Regions from separate parts of the Homo sapiens genome. Here regions 1, 2 and 4 are each linked to region 3. The links are chromatin contacts, found by Hi-C or POLR2A ChIA-PET in ENCODE. All regions are on one chromosome and are shown on one strand. Each heading gives the region's core, a stretch centred on a gene start or an enhancer-like site at or near the end of the contact. The rest is flanking DNA. Distances are from core to core; before and after follow the strand shown.

Region 1 (6,806 bases), core at 3,561-6,060, 540 kb before region 3:
GTGGATCACATGGGGCCAGGAGTTTGAGACCAGCCTGGACAACATGGTGAAACCCCGTCTCTACTAAAAATAGCCAGGTGTGGTGGCACACACCTGTAATCCTAGCTACTTGGGAGGCAAGGTGGGAAGTTTGTTTGAACCAGGAGGCAGCGGTTGCAGTGAGTCAAGATCATGCCACTGCACTCCAGCCTGGGTGACAGAGTACGACTCTGTCCAAAAAAAAAAAAAAAAGATAAGGAACAGACCCAACCCGAATCCACACAACCTGAAACACAGGAAAGTCTTGCCCATCCATCCACCTACCTCCCCAACCAGAGTAGTGAAGCTATAACCCCAGAGAGATACCTTTGATGTGAGCACTGTCCAGCATGGGCACCAAGGCATTCACCTGCTCCAGGAGTGCAACCTGGGAAAGGATAAACTGCTCCTCTAAAGCAAAAATGGACAAGATAGTTGCAGTGAAGCAAACCTGGGCATTGCTAATCAGCCCATGTAAGGGCCTGAGGACCTGGCAAGGGAGATGGCTAGGTCCTAGAGCTTTGGACAGTGACTCTGTCCACTGCCCCCTTCTCTAGGTGCACATTTCCATCCTGCCCCCAACTCTCCTGGATGCCTCAGGTCTGACCCATCTGAGCCTAATGAGCCTCTCAATTTCTCCAAATCCCACCTTTCTCCAAGGTTTAACTTCAAGACCTCTTCTTCTAGCCTCCTATCAACAAACTCAGGGAGCACCTCCTAGGCCACAAAATACAAAATACTTCAGACTTGGATCCCCACACCCAAGGGTCCCCAGGAAGGTCTAAAAGAGATATGTGGCAGACTACGCCAGGCAGGTTCTGCTCAGTGGCTCTCAGAGGCATAGACAATTATATGCTGGAGGAGAGCTGGGACAGTAATGGAAGAGTCCAGTGAGGAGAGCAGGATCTGGGCTAGGCCCTGTATGCACACGGGATTTCAATGCACTGAAATCCATAGAGTGGGAAGGGTATTCAAGAGAGAGGACTGTTACGTGCAAATGCTTAGAGGCAGGAATGCCTGTCAATTAGTAGAGGAGAAAGAATTCAATTAGCTGAACTGGAGTAGGGAGAGCACAGGAAACAGAGTTGGATGGGAGGGTAGACCCGGCCGACTGAAAGGCTTTGAATGGCAGACTATGGAATTAGGACTTTATCCTAGCAAGGCAGGATACACTGAGGTTCCAAAGTAGGCAAAGTGACATGTTGGGAACATGTTTTTGTGAGGGTGAGACTGAACCACATGCAGGAAGGGAAAGATTAGGGTCAAGAGTATGATTTAGGAGACTGTGCAACCATTCATATGCAAGTGGATGCACAATTCCTGAGGCAGTGCCACAGGGAGGGATGGAGAGGCTGGACTCAAGAGTCAGTGCAGGAGAATATCTAAACTTGGTGCTTGAGCGATGGCAATTGACCAAGAGCCCTTTGGGAACTCTGACAGCCCTTTTAGCAGGAGTGGCCCATCCTTACCCAGTCCTCAGTGCTGCATTGCACTGATCAGTCTCCTGGGAGACTGATCTCCCATCTGGGTTATAAGCTCAGGTCCCTGAAGCAGGGACCCTGTCTCCCCTAGCTCTGGCTGTGCCCATGAGGGCAGGGACTTTCTGGTTCACCACTGTATGCTTCCTCACTTAGGAAAGAACCTGGATCAGAGTAGATGATCATTATACATCTTTTGGATGAATAACGAAGCTCAAAAAACCCTAGCTTATAGAATGGCTGACTGATTAGCAGACATTGCCAAGGCAATAGTTCCTGCCTAGAACTCTGACACTGCAGAGCTTTCTCACATGAAAGAAAGATGTTGAAACTCATGCCAATACTCTCTCTGTTCTTTAATGGCAATGCTCTCTGCCCCTACCCTTTCCTAGAAGCTCCTCTGTCTAGTGAGCAGAAGTGAGGAAGGTTCTGAAGGAAAATCCAAGAGGCAAACTATTGATAGAACACTGGACTAGCTCCCACTGTGGCTGGCACCATGGCCTGCAGCTGGTGCAGAGGTATACTGTACTCAATGTCTACTAGAGGATCCATAGGATCCTCAACCCAGAACCAGGCCACAATTCCAGAGAGCAGCATCCAGGGCTTGTATCCACCAGAAGACTGGATGGAGAGGCCATCTCTGTGCTTAACCTCCCCGACGACCCACATCCTCAGATGCATGTACACATGTAGTCCAGCATTACCTGCTAGGATGAATTGCAGCTTAGAGGCATCAGGTATGGCAATGCGGTCGATGTACTCAGGATCCAGGTACTTGATCAGATCTTCAACTAGAAAAGTAGCAAGATGGAAAATGGAATAGGGTTGGGCAGTAGAGCTCTGCCTTATGAAGGATGTTTGACAAGTGGTCAGCCTTGAGGAGAGCCTTCAATGAGGAGCTGATACCCAACAGTGCCACATGAGCAGGGCTCCACCAGGCTCCCTATCCCCACTTCCCTATCTCTCCACTCTCTTCTCTTGAAGTCTCTTCTGACATCAAGCTTCAGAGCTGAAAACACAATTGCCACCACCACTCTGGGCCCTTAGCATTCTCACTGACCTATCCTCACCAAGGGTAGAAGGCCTCTTTTCTCCTAGATGTCACCGAGACAAGCCAGAGCTTTGTCTAATTTCTAGTTACTAAGCAGGTTACTAGTTCTGACATAACCAGGATCTCAGTGTCTAATTTGTTTCCTGCCCCTTAACCTTGCCTGGGAAATCCCATACCCTTTTTACCCTCCTTCACCAAGAGAAGCTTTCAGGTAGAGCTCTTATTTCATAACTTAGGACACTGTCATGGGCTTGAGGTTTAGCCACAAGGTAGAAAAGCACACCACAATTTACCAATTGAATTGGGTGTAGGTAAATGTCCTCATAATCTTTCTATCCCCAAAGGGCTATTCCAGTGACCTAATGAACTGAAGGGCTAGGGCCAGGTACCAGGAAGCTGAGGGGTGGGATGTCGGGCAGGCAGGCACATCATGGAAGCACTTACTCTTTTTGTAGAGAATCTTCACCCTCTCCCTCTTGCTGGAAATGTTCCCCAAAGCCACCTGCACCTTGACCAGGCCGTCAGCCACCTGTAAGGGAAGTGGTGGTTAATTCCAAGATATACTACCTGGCTCAAGGCTTGGAAAAGTTAAAGAACCCTCATTCTCCCAGACTCTCAAACCTGAATCCCAGTAATCTAGGTTGGCCTCCCTTCTCTAATATTAAAGGAGATGCAGCCCCACCTTCCAGGAATCCTTAAAGTGGAGAGAGAGAATCATGTACTCCTTGGGGAGTTTCAAGTCTGATGGGGAAGATAACGAACTATTTTAGAGTCTATGGAATATAGAGTATACACAATATATTTTCTGGTTCCTAAGTCCTGGGTTTGGGCATGAGAAACACAAGCATCCTCATTCAAGCCTTCATGACCTCTAGATTGGCTGGCCTACCTCTAGCCCTATCCCCTCCACATCAAATTTGGTGTGGGAGATGGAAGAGTCCAAACAACTGGGATCCCAATGATGGTGCAATCACTGAATTAGGGAATACAGAAGAGAATCAGGTTAGGGGAGAGAAAGAGTACAGTTAAGGGCATACAGATTGAGTTTGAAATGACTATTGGATATCCAAGTGGAAAAGTCCAGTAGACAACTAGACATAAAAGTCTGGTTCTCAGAACAGAAATCTGGACCAGAGATATACATTTGAGACATATTGACATGTAAATAGTAATTGACACCATGGAAGCGAGTGAGCCTACCTAAAGTTTAGGGGTAGAATGTAAAGAATCCCAATATTAAAGGGTCAAATAGAGGAGGAGACTAAGGAAGTGACTGCACTCACCCAGTTTTTAGGGTAGAGGATGAGGAATGCCAGGGGGGAGGCAAATAACACTGAGAAGCAGCCGTAAGAGGTAGAAGGAAAACCAGGAGGGTCAGCGTCATAGATCCCAAAGGAAGAGAATGTTTGAGAAGTTAGTTCTGAAATGGGAGCACAGTCTGCTAGTGACAACTAATTCCTCATTTAGTGTACAAACAGACATCATTACCTTGGACGCACTTAGCTCCAGGACATGCCTGACACGCCATCAGAAGTTCTTCAATAAAAGATCTTCCCATAGTAGAAAGGGGAGGAGAGGGCACCTGAGCTTCGTAGTTGTCAAAATTCTGTCACTGGTATAAAGCAGTGCTAGTCCACATCTGAATACCCAGTACCCAGTCTCTTCCCTTCCTAATCCTGGTCCTTTCAGACCTCACTTCTCACCCTTTGGCGTTTTCCTTATCCACCTCTGCTCTGCCTCCCCAGGGGTCCCATGGACCTCTTCCTGCACAATTCATTTAGCAATTAATTATGCAGGGCTCTATGACGGGCCTTCCTATCGTGGACTTCAGCTCTTATTGAAACTCTCATTAGTCAGCTTCTCGTGTCAGGTCTCCCCAACTATAGCTCGCGAGGGCAAGGGCGGAGTCTCAGCTACAGTAGGTACGGAGCCCACTCTCAGGCTGGCTTAACCACCCGCAGAGCCCCCTATGACAGTGGACCCCGATGGTCCAATCAGCTCTGGGAGGTCCCGGACCTTTGTTATTTCAAAGGCCGGGCTGCGGAGAACAGGACTGGAGCGGTTGCATCCCGAGGGCCAGGACAGTGGACCGCTCTTGCTCTGCTCCAGAAAGGGACTACCGGACCAGACTACTCACCTTCCGTGAGCCGCGCGCCCCGCCCGGCCCGTACACCCAGCGCTCCAGCTCTTCCACTCGGGCCTGTAGCCGCTGCAAGTCAGTCAGACCCGCCATCGCTACTACCGACCCACCTCGGCCAGGAAACAGCCAGAGGGCGGGACGTCAGTCCAAATAAGAAGGCTAGCCAATCCGAGTGCACGAGCGGCCCTTTATGCAGGAAGTGACGCCATGATTCAGCCCTTCAGTGCCGGAAGTTACTCCTCGGAGCTGTCAAAAGCTGATTACCTTGGCAACGGCTCTGTCCCATCCCTCCCCTGGCTTCCAGTGCCTGGTTGTCAAGATAACCTTTGCTTTTCGGGTACCAAAGAGCTTTCCCCACGCCATTCCCTGAGTTTGCACGTGTTCCAGGATAGGTCCATTCCCATAGATACATCATTAGGAGGCTCCGTGAGTTACCATAAACTTTTGGAGTCTTCTAAGGTTCAGTTGATTAAGTAACTTGCCCAAGGCCACCCAGCACTATAGGGACAGAAACAGGACTTGAACTCAGGCTGTCTGATTCAAGAGACGGAGCTCTTCTATTCTCACGAAACTTTGCTATTCTGCCTTAACCTCTGAAAGCCCCTGGCCCAAGGCAGCCTATGTTCCACATCATTCCTCCCCACCTCCCATACCCAAACAAGAAAGGAGGCATCAGAGAGGGAGGGACCGCAGCTTTATTGTCTAGATGTGACCTGAGGGATGTCTCTTTCACAGTACCCCAACCCAACCTTTCACTTGGCTCCTGAAGAGAAGCAGGGCTGACTCAAAAGGGTAGGGTCCTAGAGATGACATTGACAGAGGGAACACATGAGGAGATGATGGGGTTACTGGAGGAAGAACCCTTTGGTAGGTGCTGCTGGAATTGGCCAGGGAGGAGGTGCCCTCCCTTTACAATGAGGTAGGTGTAACATCAAAAGAAACTTTGGTTTTAAGTCCACATGGCATGGGAGGTGTCGTCCCCTCCCAGGGCTGGGTCCCAGAGTGGGCAGCCAGAAAGAATCAAAGCAGGGGGTCTCCTCCCCCCTCAGCAATGGGGCTGGGACTCTTAGTTTCAAGTAGGACCTCTCAGGGCAAGATGCTGGAAGGGGGCCCTGTGGAGGGTGGGGGTGCAGGGTTGGTTGGACCCTGGGAAGCTGGCACAGGCTGGCGGCGGGCAAAGAGGACACCTGGCAAAGGGGTGAGGAGATGGTAGAGGGCAAAAACAAGCAGGAGGGGGTAGGGTATGGAAACAGAAGAGGGGAACAAAAGTAAGTGTTCTGGTTGCTAGAACACTACACACGTACCCCTGCCACAAACCAATGAGGACAAGCTCCTTGGGTCAGTAAGAGACTCCATTGCTAATGTAGATACCTCAAACAGGTAAACAAGGAATATTTATGCTGATACATAGGCCCAAGACAAGGCAGACATCCCCTGGTACTCATGCCAGAGAGGTCATGCCTTGGATCCCATGCCATGTAGACACCCCCTTTAACCCATGCCAGTCTAGCAATCCCCTGAACTCCATGTTACTCATGCAAGTTTAGATATCCCTGAACTTCATGCTAGTAGAGGAAGTCTAAAATCCCCATGCCAGCCTAAATACCCCTGACCCCATGCCAGTGTAGACAGCCTGCAGTACCCATACCAGTGTAGACCACCCCGTTGATCTCTAGGGCCATGTTGATACTGCTGATGCCACTGCCTGCCAGATTAAGAGGCCCATCCAGCCGCTCTTCTGTCCAGGAGGGGGCAGAGGAATCACATTTTGGAGAATCAGACTTCTGACTTATTAATAGAATTTCCCCCCTCCATCCCCGTAGACAGCCCCCATTCCACTTCAGCCCCACACCTATACTCACACAGTTGTCTACAGAGGAATCTGTCTGCCCCGTCTCTAACACCTATCAGGTGATGGGTCAATCCTCCCTCAGTGTACAGTCCCGAAGCCCCCTCACAACAAGCCCCTCCTCACCCCTCAGGGGAACCTTGCCACGGGGCAGGAAACTGGGGGGCATGCAAGGTCGAGGTGGGTCCATAGGCCCCATCAGCACAGCTCTCTTCTCTGGGGGCTCCTCTGGTGCCAATTTCTCCCGTGTAGGTCCCAGTGCCAGGCCCA
Region 2 (7,476 bases), core at 4,977-7,476, 520 kb before region 3:
CGACAGAGTGAGACTCTGTCTCAAAAAAGAAAAACACACAAACAAAAACAACAGTGAGGAAAAAAAAAAGCTGAGGCAAAATTAATATAGAGAGTTTATTTGGGCCAAGGTAGAGAACGACTGCTCGGGACACTTTTCCAAGTTGCCTTGGGGAATGTTGATACAAGCATTTTTTATTTTTATATGTGGTTTTTATTTTTATTTTTTATTTTCTTGGAGATGGATTCTTACTCTGTTGCCTAGGCTGGAATGCAGTAGTGCAATCTTGGCTCACTGCAACTCCCGCCTCCCAGGTTCAAGCTATCCTCCTCCCTCAGCCTCCCGAGTAGCTGGGACCACAGGTGTGCACCACCATGCCTGGCTAATTTTTGTAGTTTTAGTGGAGACAGGTTTTTGCCATGTTGGCCAGGCTGGTCTCTAACTCCTGACCTCAGGTGATCCACACTCCTCGGCCTCCCAAAGTGTGGGATTACATGTGTGAGCCACTGCACCTGGCCACTTTATTTTAACTTAATTTAATTTTATTTTTTTTGAGATGGTGTCTCCACTGTCGCCCAGGCTGGAGTGCAGTGGCGCAATCTCGGCTCACTGCAACCTCTGCCTCCCAGTTCAAGAAATTCTCCTGCCTCAGCCTCCCGAGTAGCTGGGACTACAGGCACCTGCCACCACATCCAGCTAATTTTTTTGTATTTTTAGTAGAGATGGGGTTTCACCATGTTGGCCAGGCTGGTCTTGAACTCTGACCTCGTGATTTGCCCGCCTCGGCCTCCCAAAGTGCTGGGATTATAGGCGTGAGCCACCGCGCCCGGCCTATTTTTATTTTTTGAGACCGGATCTTGCTCTGTTACCTAGGCTGGAGTTCAGTGGCACGATCACAGCTCATTGCAGCCTTGACCTCTTGGGCTCAAGGGATCATCCTGCCTTGGCCTCCCAAAGTGCTGGAATTACAGGTATGAACCATCATGCCCAGCCACAAGCAAGTTTTTAAAGGCAAAAGAGGACAAGGAGTGGGCTGACACAAAATTGTTTAACAGGAATTCTCATTGGCTTACAGAAACAACATTGATTAGTGATTGGCTATACCTTGTTGAACTATAGGGTATGAGTTATGGTGTCTAGACTATGGCATTTTATGGCTATGTGGTATCAATTTAGAGCCCACATAGCAAGTGGCTTCAAGGGGTAATTATTTGGCTCCATGGGGGTGGGGGAAGGTGAGATATGACTGCTGTTACATGCTGTCACTTTTTTTTTTTTTTTTTTTTGAGACTGAGTCATACTCTGTCGCCCAGGCTGGAGTGCAGTGGCGCAATCTCGGCTCACTGCAACCTCCGCCTCCCGGGTTGAAGCGATTCTCCTGCCTCCGCCACCCAAGTAGCTGGAATTACAGGCACCTGCCACTATGCTCAGCTTTTTGTATTTTTAGTAGTGACAGGGTTTCACCATAATGGCCAGGCTGGTCTCAAACTCCTGACCTCAAGTGATCCCGCCCGCCTTGGTTTCCCAGTGTGCTGGGATTACAAGTGTGAGCCACTGCACCCGGCCTTTTTTTTTCTTTTTAAAATTATTATTATTATTATTATTATTATTTTGAGACGGAGTCTCTTGCACTGTCGCCGGGGCTGGAGTGCAGTGGCATGATCCTGGCTCACTGCAACCTCTGCCTCCCAGGTTCAAGCAATTCTCCTGCCTCAGCCTCCTGAGTAGCTGGGATTACAGGCGCCCGCCACCATGCCCAACTAATTTTTTGTATTTTTAGTAGAGACAGGGTTTCACCATGTTGGCCAGGCTGGTCTCGAACTCCTGACCTCGTGATTCGCCCACCTTGGCCTCCCAAATTGCTGGGATTACAGGCGTGAGCCACCGCGCCAGGCCCATGCTGTCACATTTTAATGCCTCTCTGGGCCTGATAATTAAAAGAGGCTGGCATTTCTCAGATAAAAAGTTTCTTTTCTTTCTCAAGAGTGATGGAATGGGCCAGGCACGGTGGCTCACACCTGTAATCCCAGCACTTTGGGAGGCCGAGGTAGGGGAATCACCTGAGGTTGCCAGTTCAAGATCCAGCCTGACCAACATGGAGAAACCCCATCTCTTCTAAAAATACAAAATTAGCCAGGCGTGGTGGCGCATACCTGTAATCCCAGCTACTCGGGAGGCTGAGGCAGGAGAATCGCTTGAACCTGGGAGGCGGAGGTTATGGTGAGCTGAGAGCACGCCATTGCACTCCAGTTTGGGCAATGAGAGCGAAACTCCATCTAAAAAAATTAAAAAAAGAGTGATGGAATGAAGGGTTAACACAGTGAAATATAATGGTGAGATTCAATGAGATGATGGGAAATGATCATTAGACTTCTCAGTAGGGGCATGTGGCAGAGACAATGCTATACATTCACAAATCCATTTCCTTTTGCTCTTGGACAGCTAGATTACATTCCACAGTCTACTCTGGATCATGTGATTGCATTCTGGCCAATGAAATATAGATAGAAATGATGTATGACATTTCTAGGGCTGGCTCCTAAAGTCTCCTCTGAAATTCTTTTTTTTTTTTTTCTCTTTCTCTTTTTAAGAGACAGGATTGTGCTATGTCACTCCCAGACTGGTATCAAACTCTTGGGCTCAAGTGATCTCCCACCCTGGCTTCCCAAGAGCTGGGGGACTACAGGCACATAGTACTATGCCCAGCTTGAAGTTCTTTACATTTTCTTTCTTCCCATGTCTATTACTGTAGTTATAGAGGATCTCTAGTGGAGTATTCTGAGACCCTAGGACATGGCATAGCTACTAGATGGATGGCACCTGGATCCCTAAATACTGCTTGGAACAGAGCTCCCTGTTACCCCCAGAATTGACTGTAGTGCTAAGCCATTGAGTTTTGGGAGTGTTTGTTACAGCAATTAAGATTACTTACCCTGACAAATATAGGGCAAAAGATGTGTTACAATATACCATGCAGCTAAGAGTAGAGACCAGAAAGATGGCCTCTGTTTTTAAGAAACTTGGCAGGCCGGGCACGGTGGCTCACGCCTGTAATCCCAATACTTTGGGAGGCAGAGGCAGGCGGATCACCTGAGGTCAGGAATTTGGGACCAGCCTGGCCAACGTGGTGAAACCCTGTCTCTACTACAAATACAAAAATTAGCTGGGTGTGGTGGTGCACGCCTGTAATCCCAGCTACAGGGGAGGCTGAGGCAGGAGAATCACTTGAATCAGGAGGCGGATGTTGCAGTGAGCCTAGATTGCACCACTGTACTCCAGCCTGGGCGACAGAGCGAGACTCCATCTAAAAAAAAAAAAAAAAAAAAAAAAAAAGAAACTTGGCAGAGAAATTAAGGATAAAGAAAGGATTATCTAGAGGAGAATACAGGATTGAGGGAACATGTTTTTGTATTGGTTCTGGCTTCTGTGGCATTCCCGACTCGACAATTCACTAAGAACCCTGGGCAGCAGGGATTAGCCCCCAAATTTGGTCTCTGCTCCCCATTCCAGGAACAGCTTTCTGGGATCATCTGGGCCTACACCTCCCCTATCTGGTCTTTCAGAAAGCTTTTCCAGGCCTTTCCAGGTGTGGTGACTTATGTCTGTAATCCCAGCACTTTGGGAAGGCCGAGATGGACAGATTACCTGAGGTCAGGCGTTCAAGACCAGCCTGGCCAACATGGTGAAACTCTGTCTCTAAAAAATACAAAAATTAGCTAGTCATGATGGTGGGTGCCTGTAATTCCAGCTACTCGGGAGGCTGAGGCAGGAGAATCACTTGAACCTGGGAGGCAGAGGTTGCGGTGAGCCGAGATCAAGCCACTGCACTCCAGCCTGGGCAACAGAGTGAAACTCCGTCTTAAAAAAAAAAAATTATATATATATATATATATATATATATATATATATATATATATATATATATATATATATAAATGGATAACCAGCAGCCCTCAGGGGTGCTCTGTCTATGGAGTGGCCATTTTTTTATTCCTTCACTTTCCTGATAAACTTGCTTTCACTTCACACTATGGACTCACCTTGAATTCTTTCTTGTGTGAGATCCAAGAATCCTCTCTTGGGGTCTGGATTGGGATCTCTTTACTGTAACAACACCTCTGGGATCTGGCAGGGAGGGAGCTGGTTAGGCCCATCTTAGTCATTCTCCTCTTCCTCCAAAAAATGACCTTGGGGAGTCATAGAGGAGAATTATGGAGATGTTCCTGAAGAGATGTTCCTGATGGGGGTCAGGATTTAATTAGCATGATTCAGGGGGCGGCACTGAAGCACTGGTGTTCTTGGGAAAATGGAGCTGTCTACAAGCTCTAGTCACTCAAACAAATATAAATGAGAGAATGGAAAAGCAGATCTCCTGTTCCTGTCTCACCTCTTTGGGTAATATGAACAGCCAGTGGGACAGGTAAAACCCCTGTTTCTCAGTCCTCAGCTCCCTGCCCCCTACCTCTGAAGGTAGCCTCTTCCTATTCCAGTCTGAGGACCCTAGGGCAGAGATCAAGTAAATGACCCATGACCTAGTTTTTGCAGCTCAATTGCAAAACACCTGGCTTGGCTTGGTCTTGATTGGGGGAAGGGATGTCCCTGCTATGGCTCAACTTCTAACTCACTGGGTCTCTGTCCTGCATTCCACTGAAGCCTCAGAGGCATCTCACAGCACTGGGAAAAGCCTTGGAAACTTGCATTCAAATCTCAGCTTGGCCACTAATTCTCTGGGTGACCTTGAGTCCTCTGGGCTCCAATGTGAAATGGGGAAGAGGTTTAGACAATATTTAGATGGCTCTTTAAAAGTACTGGGGGCCAGCTGTTTGGGAGGCTGAGGCAGGAGGATCACTTGAAGTCAGGAGTTCAAGACCAGCCTGGCCAACATGTGAAACCCCGTCTCTACTAAAAATACATAAATTAGCCCAGTGTGGTGGCACACAGCTCTAATTCCAGCTACTTGGAGGCTGAGGCAGGAGAATCGCTTGAACCTGGGAGGTGGAGGTTGCAGTGAGCCAAGATCACGCCACTGCACTCCAGCCTGGGTGGCAGAGTGAGACTCTCTCTCAAACAAACAAACAAACAAAAGTACCAGGGGAGGAATTAATTTGAATTTTATCCTAGTGTTAGCCAATTGGTCCCATCCAAGGAAAATTTAGAAAAGGGAAGGGGATGTGTAAAGGAAACACTAGGCCCCACCTAGATGGTGGCTGGAGCTTCTGATAGTCCTGTACTCTCCACATTTTTAGACTTTCTTGTACTTTTTTTTTTTTTTTTGTGACGGAGTCTGCTCTGTCGCCAGGCTAGAGTGCATGGGCACAATCTCGGCTCACTGCAACCTCTGCCTCCTGGGTTCAAGTGATTCTCCTGCCTCAGCCTCCCGAGTAGGTGGGACTACAGGTGCACGCCACCAAGACCAGCTAATTTTTTTTTTTTTTTTTTTTACTAGAGACGGGGTTTCACCATGTTGGCCAGGATGGTCTCAATTTCTTGACCTTGTGATCCGCCTGCCTTGGTCTCCCAAAGTGTTGGGATTACAGGCGTGAGCCACCGAGCCCGGCCATTTTTAGATTTTTTTTTATAGCCCTTTTACCCCTCCCACTTCTTGTGCTGTCTTGGTGTGTGTATGAAAAAGAGAGAGAGAGAGAGAGGAAGGAGAGCAAGAGTGAGAGAAAAAGAGAATATGGTTACTTAGCCCTTTTTCCCAAATCTGTTTTTGCTTTTGGGGATAGGATATGGTTATGGTGAAGTACTCCACACAGACCCCACCAAGTTTGCCTCTCCTGCGCTACAGCCACTGAGCAGGTGACTGAGGCGCTGTTGATCCAGGGTCATATCCTTACTCGCCCTAGAATGTAAGCTCAGGCAGGGCAGAGGCCATGCCTGACATGTGCATCCCAATGCTTTACACAGCCTAGGTGCCTAGCACATGCTAGATGCTTGGTAAATATTTGCTGAATGAAAGATCAAATGAATGATTGCAGCAAGCAAGTCCTGTAGGCATCCTGGAGCCCAAGGATTCTGCAGTAGGCAGCTTTCACAGAGGTTCTTCCAGTGTAGTGGCTCTAGCTCTGGGTGAAGTAGGATCATCAATGTCGGCCCCCAGGGTTCACAGCTGTTCTGAGCCCCGCCCCCAGGTGGCAGGGCAGCCCAGTCAGTCAGTCACGTGCTGGCGGCTGGCCAATCATCGGGGGCGGCGCGGGGAGGGGTGGTGTGGACGGAGAAAGTGAAAGGTGAGGCACGGCCCTGCAGATTTTCCAGCGGATCCCCCGGTGGCCTCATGTCGCGCAGTGGAACCGATCCTCAGCAACGCCAGCAGGCGTCAGAGGCGGACGCCGCAGCAGCAACCTTCCGGGCAAACGGTAACTGCACCGCGGCAGGGACTCGCTGGGGCGCGGAGCCGAGCCCTCCCCTTCCTTAGGAAGCTTTCGTCCCCTCCGAAGGTTGGAACGCTCATCCCGAGCCAGACCGACAAGGCGTACAGTCTGCAGGCCTGTACGAGCAGCAGGCCAATTGGCGCTGGGAAAGTCCAATCCTGGGCCTCTAGCTCCTGAGCGGGACAGGGCCGAGAGGGCGCTCCCGAGCTTGGGCCTGCTGGTGGGTGAGACCCAGGAGAGAGGGAGCTAGAGAGCTCTGAGGACTGATCTTGACTGTCTGCCCCCAGACCATCAGCATATCCGCTACAACCCGCTGCAGGATGAGTGGGTGCTGGTGTCAGCTCACCGCATGAAGCGGCCCTGGCAGGGTCAAGTGGAGCCCCAGCTTCTGAAGACAGTGCCCCGCCATGACCCTCTCAACCCTCTGTGTCCTGGGGCCATCCGAGCCAACGGAGAGGTAAGCCTGTAGAGCCCTGCATCTGCAGGCTGGGCCACGGGGAGTAGTTCCCTCTTAGAACTGTCCTCCACCCACAGGGATAGTGAACCTCCTTCTGGGTCATATCCCACCAAGCTTTTTGGTCCCCTAGGGTGGGCCTTCCCTACTCCCTTGTAGCCTGTCCAGTCTTTGAAGCCCACCAGGTAACTGGTGGTATGGGGCAGTGAGTGCTTCTAGCCTATCCTTGTCGGTAGGTGAATCCCCAGTACGATAGCACCTTCCTGTTTGACAACGACTTCCCAGCTCTGCAGCCTGATGCCCCCAGTCCAGGTAACCTGGCTCCAACTGCTGCTGGGGAGGAGGGTGGCTAGACCTCTTGAGGGACTTCTGCTGCAGAGAGTGATACTCCTTTACCTCAGGACCCAGTGATCATCCCCTTTTCCAAGCAAAGTCTGCTCGAGGAGTCTGGTAACTATGGATTTCCCCTCTTACAACTTTCAAACCAGAGTTGGAGACTCAGCATTGGGGTTCGGCCCTGCCCGTAGCACAGCCAAGCCCTACCTCTCGGTTATCTTTTCTCCCGTCACCACCCAGTAAGGTCATGTGCTTCCACCCCTGGTCGGATGTAACGCTGCCACTCATGTCGGTCCCTGAGATCCGGGCTGTTGTTGATGCATGGGCCTCAGT
Region 3 (7,570 bases), core at 1,475-3,974:
AAACTCAGTCTCTGATATACCTATGAAAGCAACAGTTCAGTTCCTCATGCAAATGCACACAGACAAACGGAATTGAGATTAATGTTGGGAGAAAAAGCAATATAAAGGATCCTTCAGAACGGATCTCCAAACTAGAATTAGGATTTTTTTTTTTTTTTGAGATGGAGTCTCGCTCTGTCGCCCAGGCTGAGTGCAGTGGCACGATCTCGGCACAGTGCAACTTCCACCTCCCTGGTTCAAGCAATTGCCCTACCTCAGCCTTCGAATAGCTGGGATTACAGGTGCACACCACCAGGCCCGGCTAATCTTGAACTTGTGGGGTCAAGTGGTCCGCCCGCCTCAGCCTCCCAAAGTGCTGGGATTACAGGTGTGAACCACCGCACCTGGCCTAGAATTAGGATTCTTAAACAACGACTTCCTAGGAGAGAAAATTAAAAAAAAAAAAAAAAAAAAAAAAGGAAACAGCCAAAACCACTTCCTATAAACTGTGCTCAGCCACCCGTAACTTTGTAGCTCTTTTCCAACAATATACACACCAAGGTCAAATCCTCTCACAGTGCAAGGTCATCTCTGGCACCCAAAGCCAAAAAGGTCAGGTCATGCAATACAGGAAAACAGAGCTTTAGACCTAAGAAGAATCTGCCCATGACTCTTGAAATCCCACAAAGCCAAGAGAACACCCCAAAAGGGGGTGAGTGGCACCTTTGTTCTAAATTCTTTTTTTTTTTTTGAGATAGAGTCTTGCCCTGTCACCCAGGCTGGAGTGCAATGGCACGATCTCAGCTCACTGCAACCTCCGCCTCCCAGGTTCAAGTGATTCTCCTGCCTCTGCCTCCTGAGTAGCTGGGATTACAGGCACGTGCCACCATGCCTGGCTAACTTTTTTTGTATCTTTAGTCGAGACAGGGTTTCATCATGTTGGCGAGGCTGAGTCTCGAACTCCTGACCTCGTGATCCGCCCACCTCGGCCTCCCAAAGTGCTGGGATTACAGGCGTGAACCATGGCGCCCGGCCTAAATTCTTTAAAGAGGTTCAAGTCATTAGAAGCCTTCTCTCGATTTTTTGGTAATGCAGATGGCAAAGGGTGAAGGAGGTATAGGGTGGAAGAAAAGTAAACAAAAGAACAATTGAATTTTTTTTTTTTTTTTTTTTAATTTGAGACAGAGTCTCACACTGTAGCTCAGGCTGGAGTGCAATGGCTCGATCTCCACTCACTGCAACCTGCGCCTCCTGGTTCAAGCAATTCTCCTGCCTCAGCCTCCCGAGTAGCTGGGATTACAGGCACCCGCCACCATGCCCGGCTAATTTTTTTTGTATTTTCAGTAGAGACAGGGTTTCACTATGTTGGCCAGGCTGGCCTTGAACTCCTGACCTCGTGATCCGCCCGCCTCGGCCTCCCAAAGTGCTAGGATTACAGGTGTGAGCCACCGCGCCCGGCCTAAGAACAGTTTAATTTTTAAGACCAGGAAGCAAACACAGAAACCAAATACATGGTTTTTTGTTTTCTGTTTGTTTTTTCTTTTGCAGCTGTGAGGAATTTTACTCAAATTAGATAGGCCTTGTTACCCATAATTTGGAATTCTCACTTGGATTTGACCAAGTGAAGTAGAGTTGGTCAATGGGAAAAAGACAAACAAAATAAAAAAAAACCCAACAATATGATCACTGAGCACTCTAATGGTAAGCAGAAATTAAGACCAGCTGGTTGTTAACTTTAGCCAAGACAAAAATCCCTATTCAGCTACTTACCTAGGGGTGCGTCTCAGGCTGAAAACGGCTGTCTACCATCCCAGAAGTAGGAAAAAAACCCCTCATCTTCCCTGTTGGAAGTGAGCTCAAACTCCATAAAAGAGTTACCTGCCTTCCCTCGTCATGGAAGCAGGAAAACTTGCCTTCCTTGTTGGAAGCAAGTAAAACTCCAAAATAATAATAATAATAATAATAATAATAATAATAATAGAGGGAGTTGTACAACAAAATGAACTTTAGATCTCGACCAAATTTTGGGAGATCAGGGATTCTCTGGAGGGGGTGCTCCTAGACCTTAGCAAATTGTCCTGTTGGTTTGAGCCATGGAGTTAGCTCATGTTGGTACCAAGCATGGATAGGAGATTTGTCAAAGATCAGAGGTATCTCCACTCACAATCCCTCCGTGGTTACCATCCTTCATTCAGTAAATATTTACGGACTGATTACCATACACTAGGCACTATTCCAGACATTGGAGATACAATGATGAGCATAAAAAACGGTCTAGATAAGAACTGAGGTCTCCAGACATACTTTATGCCCACTCAGTTTTGTCTTTTGCCCTAGTTGCTAAACAAAACTTAACTTTGCTGTGCGGTGCGACTTCGTTAACTTAAAATTACAGGCTGTCAGCTATGACCGCTAGACTCTAAGAAAGTCCAGTGGAAATCCTTCAATGAAAAGAATCTGTTCTTGGGTGGAAGCCCCGCTCATGCAGGAGGAACAGAGGGCTTCCATTCTCGCGTCACACAACTGAGGGTCAACCCCTTGCTCCCTGCAGTAAGCCTGATTAGTGGGCGGAGCTTCCTTCAGGATCGCAAGAAAGAAAGGAGGAAGGGGACCCCGCCTCCTACGTGCTCGCGGGGGGGGGCGGGGTCGGTGGACTGGGCGTGAGTTAATTGGCTGGGGGGCGGGGCACCACGGGTTGGCTCCGCCCAGGCGCTCGCGCGGATCCCGGGTGGAATGACGGGAGGGAGTCCCGGCAGCTCCTACCTCCCAGCGATGGCGTCGCTGTGCCGCGCCCAGTCCCCAGCCTGCCGGCCGGTACTCACCGCTACCCGGAGTTCGCTCAGACGGTGAGATTTGGGGCGGGTCCGAGGCAGCGGCGGGACGCTACCTGCGACCGGGACCATGAGGAGCTGCCAGACCCGTGGGGCCGGTAACGAGAGCAGTCGCGGCACCTGCTGAGAGGAAAGAGGGAGCGGTCCGGCGCGGCTGGGGCGCGGCAGAGGCTTGCCCGATCCTCGGCCATGTCACTGCTCTGCGTGCGCGGTGAGTGCGCGGACTGAGGCGGGGAGGCGGGGTGTCGGCGTAGAGGTCCCCGCACCCTTCCAGTGGACGTCCGGTGACCGTCTCACCCAAACTTTACATCCCGTCCGTGCTTTGGGGGTCTATTATTTTGGCAATCACTTAACAATCACTTGAGTTCTTTCCACTTTCTTGTTTTCCCCCAAGCTCCTGCAAGGGACGATTAGCTCTCCATTCTGGTAGCCATGTGACAATGTTGTTGGACTGCAGGCTCAGATCCTATTAAACAGTGACTGGGGTTCTCTAGTGAGAGTGGACGAGTTAGAAGACCGCGGATGGTTGGTGCCTGTGAATGGTGGGCAGCCTCTCATTCTTTTCCTCCTCCTCGCACCGTAACGCTACAGTATGCTTAGTAGCAGGTTCTTTTTATCACACTTTGAATGCGTTAGTGGTACAGCTGTCACATCCCTTCTATTGCTTGTCTTGTCCCCTGCCACTTCCCTGAACACTAACCGGTAGTATAGGCTAAGATTATTCTTCTGTTCCACTTGGGAGGATGTGGTGACTGCTTTTGAGGATAAGAGGTATGATTTATTTTTATTTTTATTTTAGCTTGCCTCACAGTAACTCAAGGTGAAGGGCCATTATTGCTTTTCCCCTGAGGACACTTGACCCATCTAAGAAGATATCTTAAAGCAAGAGCTTTGGGGTTTAAGATGAGGCATGGTACGCGAACTAAGTTCTATGTGGGTAGAGACTGTTTCTTATTAGTTTTTGTATTCCTGGTGTCTGACGTAGTAGAAGCTTAATGCTGGTTTTGAATGAATGCAAGTACTGTGACTTCAGAGAGATTATCTGATCAGGAAAACACAGGGTTTGGATTAGCCATTGAATTTGATCTCGGGAAATTCAGGTTACAGCCTATCATATCTGATGTGTCTTGATTATGAATGAGAGAGCATTTATCAACTAGAGCCTTTACCTGATATCTTTTACTGGAGAGTTCATATTTCTTTTGGCTCTACAGATTAGAAGCATTGTTGTTGTTTGTGATTTCTCCAATAACGATGTTTCCCCCAGCTACTGGCAGATGAAACTGCTTTGCTCTGTTCTCTTCCACTATTTTGTTGAATCTGCATTAACCAAAATGGATTTGGCCATTTCCCGGGATTATGAGATATACAGTTTTTCTTCTTTCATGGTTGATTTTTCATTAATGAGAATTTTGCTTTGCTTTTAGTAAGACATTTTCTCTCAGCAGCTGGGAATCTATTTATTCCTTTAGATCCCTGCTGCTGAGTAGCAGGATTTGGGAGAGGTTGGACTTTGCTGTGTCTCTTGGACAGTTTAATTCTCTACGGCCACACTGTATTACAGAGCTGGTCCTTATGAAAGACTCTTTAGGCAGGAGCACTCGTGAATCAGAAATTCCTATTTAACTGAATTTATATAACTACTGGTGTTTTCATTTGTTTTAATAGCAGGCAGGTTTCATTGTCTAGAAATTCTGCTATTTAGCTAACTTCTTTCCTTTTTAATGTTACTTTAGTGAAGTTTCTTCTTTTTTGAATCTGGAGAAACGAGATCAGCAGGCCATTGTCTTTTTGAATAGAGATCTAGAAGATTTTAAATACTGAAACAAACAGGTACCTTATATGCAGATATTCATATTGAATGGCAAAGTATTCATTTTGGGAAAACTTACAGAAATGAATTGAAATACATCTTTATTTTTATTTCTTTTTCTTTTTTTGAGACAGAGTCTCATTCTGTCACCCAGGCTGGAGTGCAGTGCTGCGATCTTGGCTCACTGCAACCTCCACCTCCTGGGTTCAAGTGATTCTCATGCCTCAGCCTCCCGAGCAGCTGGAATTACAGGAGTGAACCACCAGGCCCGGCTAATTTTTGTATTTTTTGTAGAGACAGAGTTTCACTGTGTTGGCTAGGCTGGTCTTGAACTTCTGACCTCAAGTGATCCATCTGCCTTGGCCTTCCAAAGTGCTGGGATTAGAGGCATAATCCACTGCACCCAGCACAAAATACATCTTTCTAAAATGACATTCCTTGCGTTGTATTTTGGCAGTAGGAATGTTGTATTCTGAAAGCAGTCTATATAGTGATATTTATTACAACTCAATTTCAATTCATCTTGGAGTAGAATCAATTAGAAACTTCCTATGCAGAGTTCAAAAAGTAGTTAACTTGATGTAGAAATTGGCAAACTGGTATTGAATTAATCATTCCTAAACATTTCATTCAAGAAGTCAGTTATTTTGTCTTGCCCTTTAATCATGCCTTATTGCCTGCAGGTTTAAGGCTCTCAATACTCTGACTCCAGACTTGTGGCCTTCTATTCTTGCCTATCCTTATGCAGACTTTGCTCTAGCACTAACTTTGTTTATTCCTGCCTCTGCTCTGTTCTGCACTTGTGCCCCCTGAAATACTCGTTCCATATTTTCTGCCTATCTAAAATGTATTCTTACTTTCCCAGCTAACAGTCTACTTTTTTTGTTGTTGAAAACTTCTTCAGGTCCCCAGTCCACAGTGATCTCTTTTTCCTTTAAATCCTCGGAGCACTTGTGGTCTGAACAGTGCCACTAGTTTGGAAATGAATCATATGCTGCCTGCAACTGGTCTTGTATTGTGGTGCTTATGGTGACCCAGACAAAGGAAGTAATTGCACTGGTCAGATCAGATCTGGAATTTTGTGTTCAGCTGTGGTATTTCCTTCTAAGAAGCATATTGAGAAGCTAGGTTATCTTAAGAGGGGAGTGATTAGAATAATGAAACATGTAGGAACCGAACCATTTGAAGAATATGGGAAATTTAGTTGTAGAAGATTTAAGAGGAAGAGGATCACGATAGTACATGAAGACTGTTTAAAAAACTGTCTTGTAGAAGTTATGTCACCTTTTTTGTTGTCATTCCAGAGGACAGAACTGGGACAAGTGTGGATCAGTGGTTGAAAATGACAGGAAATTAGATTTTAGCTTAACATAAAGAAGAACAGTTGGGTTGTTCAGAACAAATGGAATGGGCTATGTAGATTTTTTGACACTAAACAGAAATTGAATGAGTGGTAAGGATTCTAAAGGGGATATTGACCATTCAGCGGGTGATTGACTTGAATTTTTTTTTTTTTTTTTTTTTAATTTTTTGAGATGGAGTCTCTGTTGCCCAGGCTGGAGTGCAGTGGCATGATCTCAGCTCACTGCAACTTCTGCCTCCCAGGTTCAAGCGATTCTCCTGCCTTAGCCTCTGGGGTAGCTGGGATTACAGGCGCCTGCCACCATGCCTGGCTAATTTTTTGTATTTTTAGTAGAGACGGGGTTTCACCATGTTGGCCAGGCTGGTCTCAAACTCCTGACCTCGTGATCTGCCCACCTCGGCCTCCCAAAGTGCTGGGATTACAGGCGTGAGCCACTGCGCCCGGCCTAGACTTGAATTTTTAAGAAACCACTCTTTTATAGAATTCACTTAGTCTTTCTTTAAATATTTCCATAAGTATAAAGAAATATAAGTCTTTAACATGTTTTGGCACAGCTTTACTTATAATACGGATACTTTTTTTGGGCTTCCATAGGGACCAGTGCCACATGAACAACTGCAGTAAACTAAATTAAGGATTTTGTTTGACTTTTATTGTCTTGGTATTCACGACCAAGTTTCTCCAAGCAATTATAAGCATTTTTAGAATCAGACCTTTCCATAATATTTCTCTGTAATTCCCAGTGTTTATAACATAGTTATTCCCAGTGTTTATAACATAGTTAGATAATTTAACTATGGATTTTTTTCCCCCAAAAGTAATAAATGCAGGCCAGTCGTGGTGGCTCTTGCCTGTAATCCCAGCACTTTGGAAGGCTGAGACAGGTGGATCACTTGAGGACATGAGTTTGAGACCAGCCTGGCCAACGTGGTGAAACCCCATCTCTACTAAAAATACAAAAATTAGCCAGGTGTGGTGGTGCTCACCTGTAATCCTAGCTACTTGGGAGGCTGAGGCATGAGAATTGCTTGAACCCAGGAGGCAAGGTTGCAGTGAGCCAAGATCATGCCACTGTACTCCAGCTTGGGTGACGAAGTGAGACCCTGTCTCAAAAAAAATATGTGTATGGTAATACATTGCTAATTATAGAAAATTTAAAAAATGCAGAAAAGTACAAAAAAAGAAAAAAATTTCCATGGGCCTACCACCTGCCAATACCATTGCTAACTTTTTTTTTAAATTTAATTTTTTTTTTAAAGATGGGATCTCACTATGTTGCCTAGGCTGGATTTGAACTCCTGGGCTCAAGTGACTGTCTTTTCTCAGCATCACGAGTAGCTGGGACTACAAGGAACACACCACCACACCCAACTATTGTTAACTTTTTAATTCATTGTTTTCATTTTGTTTTTATTATAAGGTGATAAATATACAGATAAGAAGTTGAAACAGTTTAGAGTGTAAAGTAGAAGGAAAAGTTCTCTTGTCCCCATTCGGTATTCTTACTTCCCAGAGGTAACTACTGTTTACTGTCTCTTACCTATCCTTCTGGAAATTTTCATTGCAGATGAGTATATAGGTTCT
Region 4 (4,753 bases), core at 1,543-4,042, 650 kb after region 3:
TCCTCTGCGGGGCGGAAGTCTTCAGCCTAGTGCTGTTAGGGAGGTCCGCTTTCCGGTCCCGGCGGCATTCCGCCTCAGACGGGGTTTTAGGGTTCCGCTGGCTTAAGACCTCGCCCTCCACGTCCAAACAGTCTTTGCGTGCGGTTTTCTAAGATGATGCTTTATGGGGATATGTTGGAAACAGGCACAGGGTTGTGGCATTAGATTACAGCCTACTTGGTGTTTGCTGAGAGGCAAGTAGCTTCCCCTTAGTTTGCTTAGTTCATTCTCAAAAGTGAGTGGGGTCTTTAACAAATGTTAAGGATGAAAATAAACAAACTAGCTTGAGCAAAATGGTGAGACGTAGAATAGTGAAAAGGCAGCCGCTTTTGTTTGGGTGTGATTACTCCTCCTCTAATAAAAGACCCTCATATTGACCACCCTCCTCCTAAGCGCCCTTAGAACCTGGTTTGACCTCTGAAGAAGGGCCAGGATTGGCTTTCAGTTTCTTCCTACTCATTTAGGCTCATTCCTACTGTTACTTTTCTAGAAGCTTGACCTAGGGTGGACCACTTGTCAAGAAGACTTACATATCTGCAGGCAACATTTAACCACAGGTTGGACCTCCTCAGTGTCTTTCACTCAGACCAGTCAAGGGGCATCATAGCCCTGAATCAGTTTTCTTTCCCCTTTGTGGTATAAAATTTTATATTAAAGACAGGAGAGCATAATTAAGGGAGAACAGTTTTATTAGCATCACAGGGTCCATTTTTCCCTTTCCATCCAAGCATCCAGAGTCTGGTGTCCTTTAATCAGTTGGCAGGTTCAACCTGGAGGCCACTGGAGCTGCCGGCCCCCAAGTACATGAATGTGCAGATGATACACAGATTGTGCACCCAGCTTCCCATCGTTGATCACTGAAATTGAGCTTGGGGTTAGGGAGTCAGGATCATGGCAGAGGTCGAAGAATGAAGATCATATTGAGAAGTAGGAATGAGAATTCATAGGTGAGGGACCAAGGGCCAAAAGTCACTCACCAAGTCGGTATCCATCTCCCAGGCCCTCAGCCTTTGCTGTCTGCTTGGCCACAAGGAGTAGGTGTCCTAGAAGCTATAGAGAGAGCGGAGGGACATAGGTGGCTTCATTCATAGGGAGCAAGACCTCTAGCTGGGTCCAGGGGCTCCTCCCAGCCAAACCCTGGCCCTGTTCTTCCCACCTGCTGGTCTTCTTCTTCAGCCTGGCTAATCCGAGGAATGGGCTTCTTAGGAATGACCAGGAAGTGCACAGGAGCCTGAGGGGCCACATCACGGAACACAAGACACTGGGGGAAGTGACAGGCCAGAGGCCACGTTACTTCAACAGGTTGGATGGTATCTACAACATTCCTAAGGGGATAGGTCCTAAGAGCACCCCACCTGCTGGTCCTCATAGAGAATGTCAGCTGGGAGGCTCTTGTCCAGGATCCGGGAGAAGATGGTTGGGGCTGCTCCCCCAGGAGTTGCCTGCTGGGCCTTGGCCACTTCATTCCCATCAGTCACACCTGCAGCTCCTCGGACCTGAAGGTGGATCGACCATATTCAAAGGAGGGAGCTGGCAGAAGCTGGGCTCTGATAGTTGTTAATTTCGTCCTTCTAATAACCTATTCATCGTTCCCACCCAGGAGGAAAGTTCCTGAATTTCAGAGCACCAGCAGCAAAGGGTAGGGCCAGAAGGTGCTGGACCTGGTTAGATAACAGGCGGTATTATTATCAGGATTCAGCAGTGCAATTGATTCCTGCTCATGTGTCCACGAAATATAGCACTGTTTAGGGAAAGGATCTAGAATGAGAGACTGGGGATTTTGGTCTCAGTTCCTACCTTACCATACCACTGAATTACCTCAGATAAATTCCTTCTCTCAGCTTCTAATATAAAATAAAGGGATGGTTTCCATAATCTCTTGCGATGGCTTGAATCTCTTTCCACTCTCACCTTGTTAGTACATTTCCACTTATTTCCGTTACTTGTTTTCTGATCTTTAAGCCTTGTCGCCTGTTTTATTTAAGTTTTAATGCAATCGCCCTGTTTGACACTAGTTGACCCCTCATCTGGGTGTCACATGTGACTCTGTGAATTTTAACTCTTGTCCCTTGAATGAGTGGAGGTAAGAGTTCAGCTAAGTGACCTCTGCTCCCCTAGCCCCAGGGAACTTCGGGTAAGGGATTCAGAGAAGGCTGATGTCATTGCATCACGTTGGGGGAGAACGGGACGGAATGAATTCTCTGACCTCCGAGCCGCTTCTGGCAAGTGCAGAAGAGAGGTTAACACTAGTGCTCATTAGGAGGCCAGAAGCCTGAGGAGGGCAGAGCACTGGCTCCAAGAAGAGAAAGCTCATTTCCTGCAGGGGGCATCGGGCCAGCTGGGCTGCAGGCAGTGGAAAGAAGGCGGCAGCCGCTGCACTGACCCTGTCCCGACCTCGGCGCCCCGGCCTGCGCAGGGCGGGAATCAGCACCAGCTCGTTCTCCGGAGCCACCAGTTCGACCTCACCACACAGCCCCGGAGCTTGTGCCTCGGAGGGGCAGAGGCCACAGGCAGGAGCTCTGCGCGGCTCTGCGCGCCTTCGGGACCCCCTGGCCCCGGATGGCTTCGGAGCCCGCAGGACCCCCTACTCGCTCCCGCGCCACTTCTCACCTGCCCCCCGCGCACCCCCGTGGCCGCCACGGCTCTGCGCGCCGCGCGCAACCCAGCAGCCAGCACCACGGCTGCCGCCATCTTCCCTGAGCCGCGGGAACCTCTCACCCGGGTCAGCACTCGGCTCCGCGGCCGGCCGTGGGTGGGGACTCCGGGCGCGGGGAAGCGGGGTAGTGGCGGCCGGGCGAGCCCTGCTACCCCATTGGAGCGCGCCTCTGAGCACGATTCACCCCATTGCCTCTGCAGCCACTTTGGAGGCGGGCTCTTTTCATCTCATTGGCTGCTTCTACCAACGCGAGGACAATTTTCCATTCCATTGGTTTCGTCTTCTAGTCCGTGTGAACGTTCTTTTCCCATTGGATCCCCTTACTAGTTTCTCTGTGAGAGAAACTTCCACTCCATTGGAAGGATTAATGGAGCCTGGAGGTGGGATTTTCTCCTAGTTGAATCTGATACACAACTCTGGCTTCTAGGTTGCGGCTCCCGAGTGGGTGGTTCTTTTCGTTCTTGGTTCGTCCTCTTCAGGTCTGGTTCCTATTGGTGCGCGGGGAGAAGGGGGCGGGGCTCCGCCACCTGCTGCAGAAAGGGCTGTTTTAGACCCTCTCACCGCTTTGGCCAGGAGGAGGGCGGGGCTCTGAGGGCATCCGGCGCTTATTGGCTCCAAGAACCACCCGGGGTGGGGCTAAAGGTGAACGGGGATGAGGTGTGTTTTTTTGTGTTTGTTTGTTTGTTTTAACTGGCGGGGCTGATGCGCAGCATTTTCTCCACAAGGGCAGTTTCAGTCCCTTGAGCATTTTGGAGATTTTAATGTACTTATCTAAGGGAAATTCTTCCTTAATTCTATGTTCTTGTTAACGCATTCACTCCATAGATTAAAAAGTCTGTGGTTTTTGCATTTTTTTTTTTTGAGCAGGAGGAGATAAGAGTGTCCTATATTTGCCGCACAAGAATTATAATAAGCAAAGGAGTATGTATTCATTGTTCTTTTCTAATCGGAAAAGGTGTGTGATACAGTTAGCTCGGTGCCTGGTGTTTTCTTTTTTTTTCTTTTTTTCTTTTTTCTTTTTTTTTTTTTTTGAGACGGAGTCTCGCTCTGTCGCCCAGGCTGGAGTGCAGTGGCGCGATCTCGGCTCACTGCAAGCTCCGCCTCCCGAGTTCACGCCATTCTCCTGCCTCAGCCTCCCGAGTAGCTGGGACTACAGGCACCCGCCACCACGCCCGGCTAATTTTTTGTATTTTTATTAGAGACGGGGTTTCACCGTGTTAGCCAGGATGGTCTCGATCTCCTGACCTCGTGATCCTCCTGCCTCGGCCTCCCAAGGTGCTGGGATTACAGGTATGAGGCACCAATAAGTCAGGTTTGCACTGCTGGAATATATATTTTTGACATAAGAAACGTGGGGTCACAAAATACTAATATTCTCAGACGCTAGGTAAGTTTTAGTCTGATATCACATAGGACAAGTTACCACTGTTTCTTTGGTTTTTCTTTTTTTCTTTTTTTTTTTTTTAAACACATGACCTGATACATATAGGTGGTCAGTAATTGTTGAATGAATAACATTTGGTGTTTCCTGTCTTTTTTTCATAATATGTAATATGTATTGCATATGATACTAACCCATGTGTAATCAATTTTTCATATTTTTACAGTCTACGTAAATATAGTTTGTATTGGCTGCTTATTATTTCCTTCAATGAGTTTATCATAGTAATCCTAACTCTATTGTTGACTATTAGTTGAATTAGTTTTAGGTGAATGGTTATCATGGGGCATATAACCACTGTTGGGGAACTTTGCTTCTAGAGATATAACAATCTCTTTTGTATAGCTATATTATTGTTAGAAAATCCTTTCTCCTCTAAAGGGCAGACATTTGATTCTGTGATTTTCCCCAGGGATCCTAGCAGTCCAGATTGCATTCCTTCCCTTGGAGGAACAGATGGCCCCCCTAATTGTGAGGAAATGTAGAATGGCCTCTTCTCTGGGCCCCAGAGGCTGCAGTTCTCTGTGGTGCCTCTGGGACACTGGGAGACCCTAGAGTTGCCCTGGAGAAGGGCGAGAGATAAGTGGATCTGGGATCTAGGAAGAGGAAGGAAGCCA

The links. Hi-C counts contacts between places; a loop is a spot of excess contacts on that map. ChIA-PET counts read pairs that join two places held with the same protein, here RNA polymerase II (POLR2A). Pooled maps may share reads with other maps.
Region 1: a loop to region 3 is called in a pooled map, with 4 times the contacts of the local background. The contact joins the promoter of DCTN3 here to the promoter of UNC13B in region 3. A Hi-C loop is called at or near these places in 2 of 50 pooled maps. POLR2A ChIA-PET finds 5 or more read pairs at or near these places in 4 of 52 experiments (A673, OCI-LY7, RWPE1 and 1 more).
Region 2: a loop to region 3 is called in a map of ascending aorta, with 7 times the contacts of the local background. The contact joins the promoter of GALT here to the promoter of UNC13B in region 3. A Hi-C loop is called at or near these places in 1 of 168 maps with a recorded cell type or tissue (ascending aorta) and 1 of 50 pooled maps. POLR2A ChIA-PET finds 5 or more read pairs at or near these places in 3 of 52 experiments (A673, RWPE1 and WTC11).
Region 4: a loop to region 3 is called in a map of Right ventricle myocardium inferior, with 4 times the contacts of the local background. The contact joins the promoter of HINT2 here to the promoter of UNC13B in region 3. A Hi-C loop is called at or near these places in 1 of 168 maps with a recorded cell type or tissue (Right ventricle myocardium inferior) and 8 of 50 pooled maps.

The regions. Positions count from the first base shown.
Region 1 is chr9:34,615,685-34,622,490 of GRCh38, forward strand. It overlaps DCTN3 (dynactin subunit 3), which reads right to left and starts at 4,811. Exons shown (of 7, transcript NM_007234.5): 1 at 4,685-4,811; 2 at 2,992-3,076; 3 at 2,201-2,287; 4 at 346-429. The coding sequence starts at 4,780. ARID3C (AT-rich interaction domain 3C) reads right to left here. Exons shown (of 8, transcript NM_001017363.4): 6 at 6,663-6,806; 7 at 6,336-6,425; 8 at 5,365-5,874. The coding sequence ends at 5,774.
Region 2 is chr9:34,640,449-34,647,924 of GRCh38, forward strand. GALT (galactose-1-phosphate uridylyltransferase) reads left to right here and starts at 6,227. Exons shown (of 11, transcript NM_000155.4): 1 at 6,227-6,338; 2 at 6,641-6,810; 3 at 7,044-7,119; 4 at 7,209-7,257; 5 at 7,384-7,476. The coding sequence starts at 6,257. RefSeq lists a silencer at 4,464-4,758 and enhancers at 4,464-4,758, 5,972-6,081, 6,652-6,831.
Region 3 is chr9:35,159,285-35,166,854 of GRCh38, forward strand. It overlaps UNC13B (unc-13 homolog B), which reads left to right and starts at 2,725. Exons shown (of 40, transcript NM_001371189.2): 1 at 2,725-3,021. The coding sequence starts at 3,000. RefSeq lists a silencer at 2,591-2,720.
Region 4 is chr9:35,812,250-35,817,002 of GRCh38, forward strand. It overlaps HINT2 (histidine triad nucleotide binding protein 2), which reads right to left and starts at 2,793. Exons shown (of 5, transcript NM_032593.3): 1 at 2,650-2,793; 2 at 1,395-1,535; 3 at 1,196-1,300; 4 at 1,017-1,089; 5 at 711-896. The coding sequence starts at 2,730. The coding sequence ends at 805. SPAG8 (sperm associated antigen 8) reads right to left here and starts at 13. Exons shown (of 7, transcript NM_001039592.2): 1 at 1-13. FAM221B (family with sequence similarity 221 member B) reads right to left here. Exons shown (of 7, transcript NM_001012446.4): 7 at 4,142-4,753. RefSeq lists enhancers at 1-87, 2,986-3,165 and silencers at 2,606-2,925, 3,256-3,435.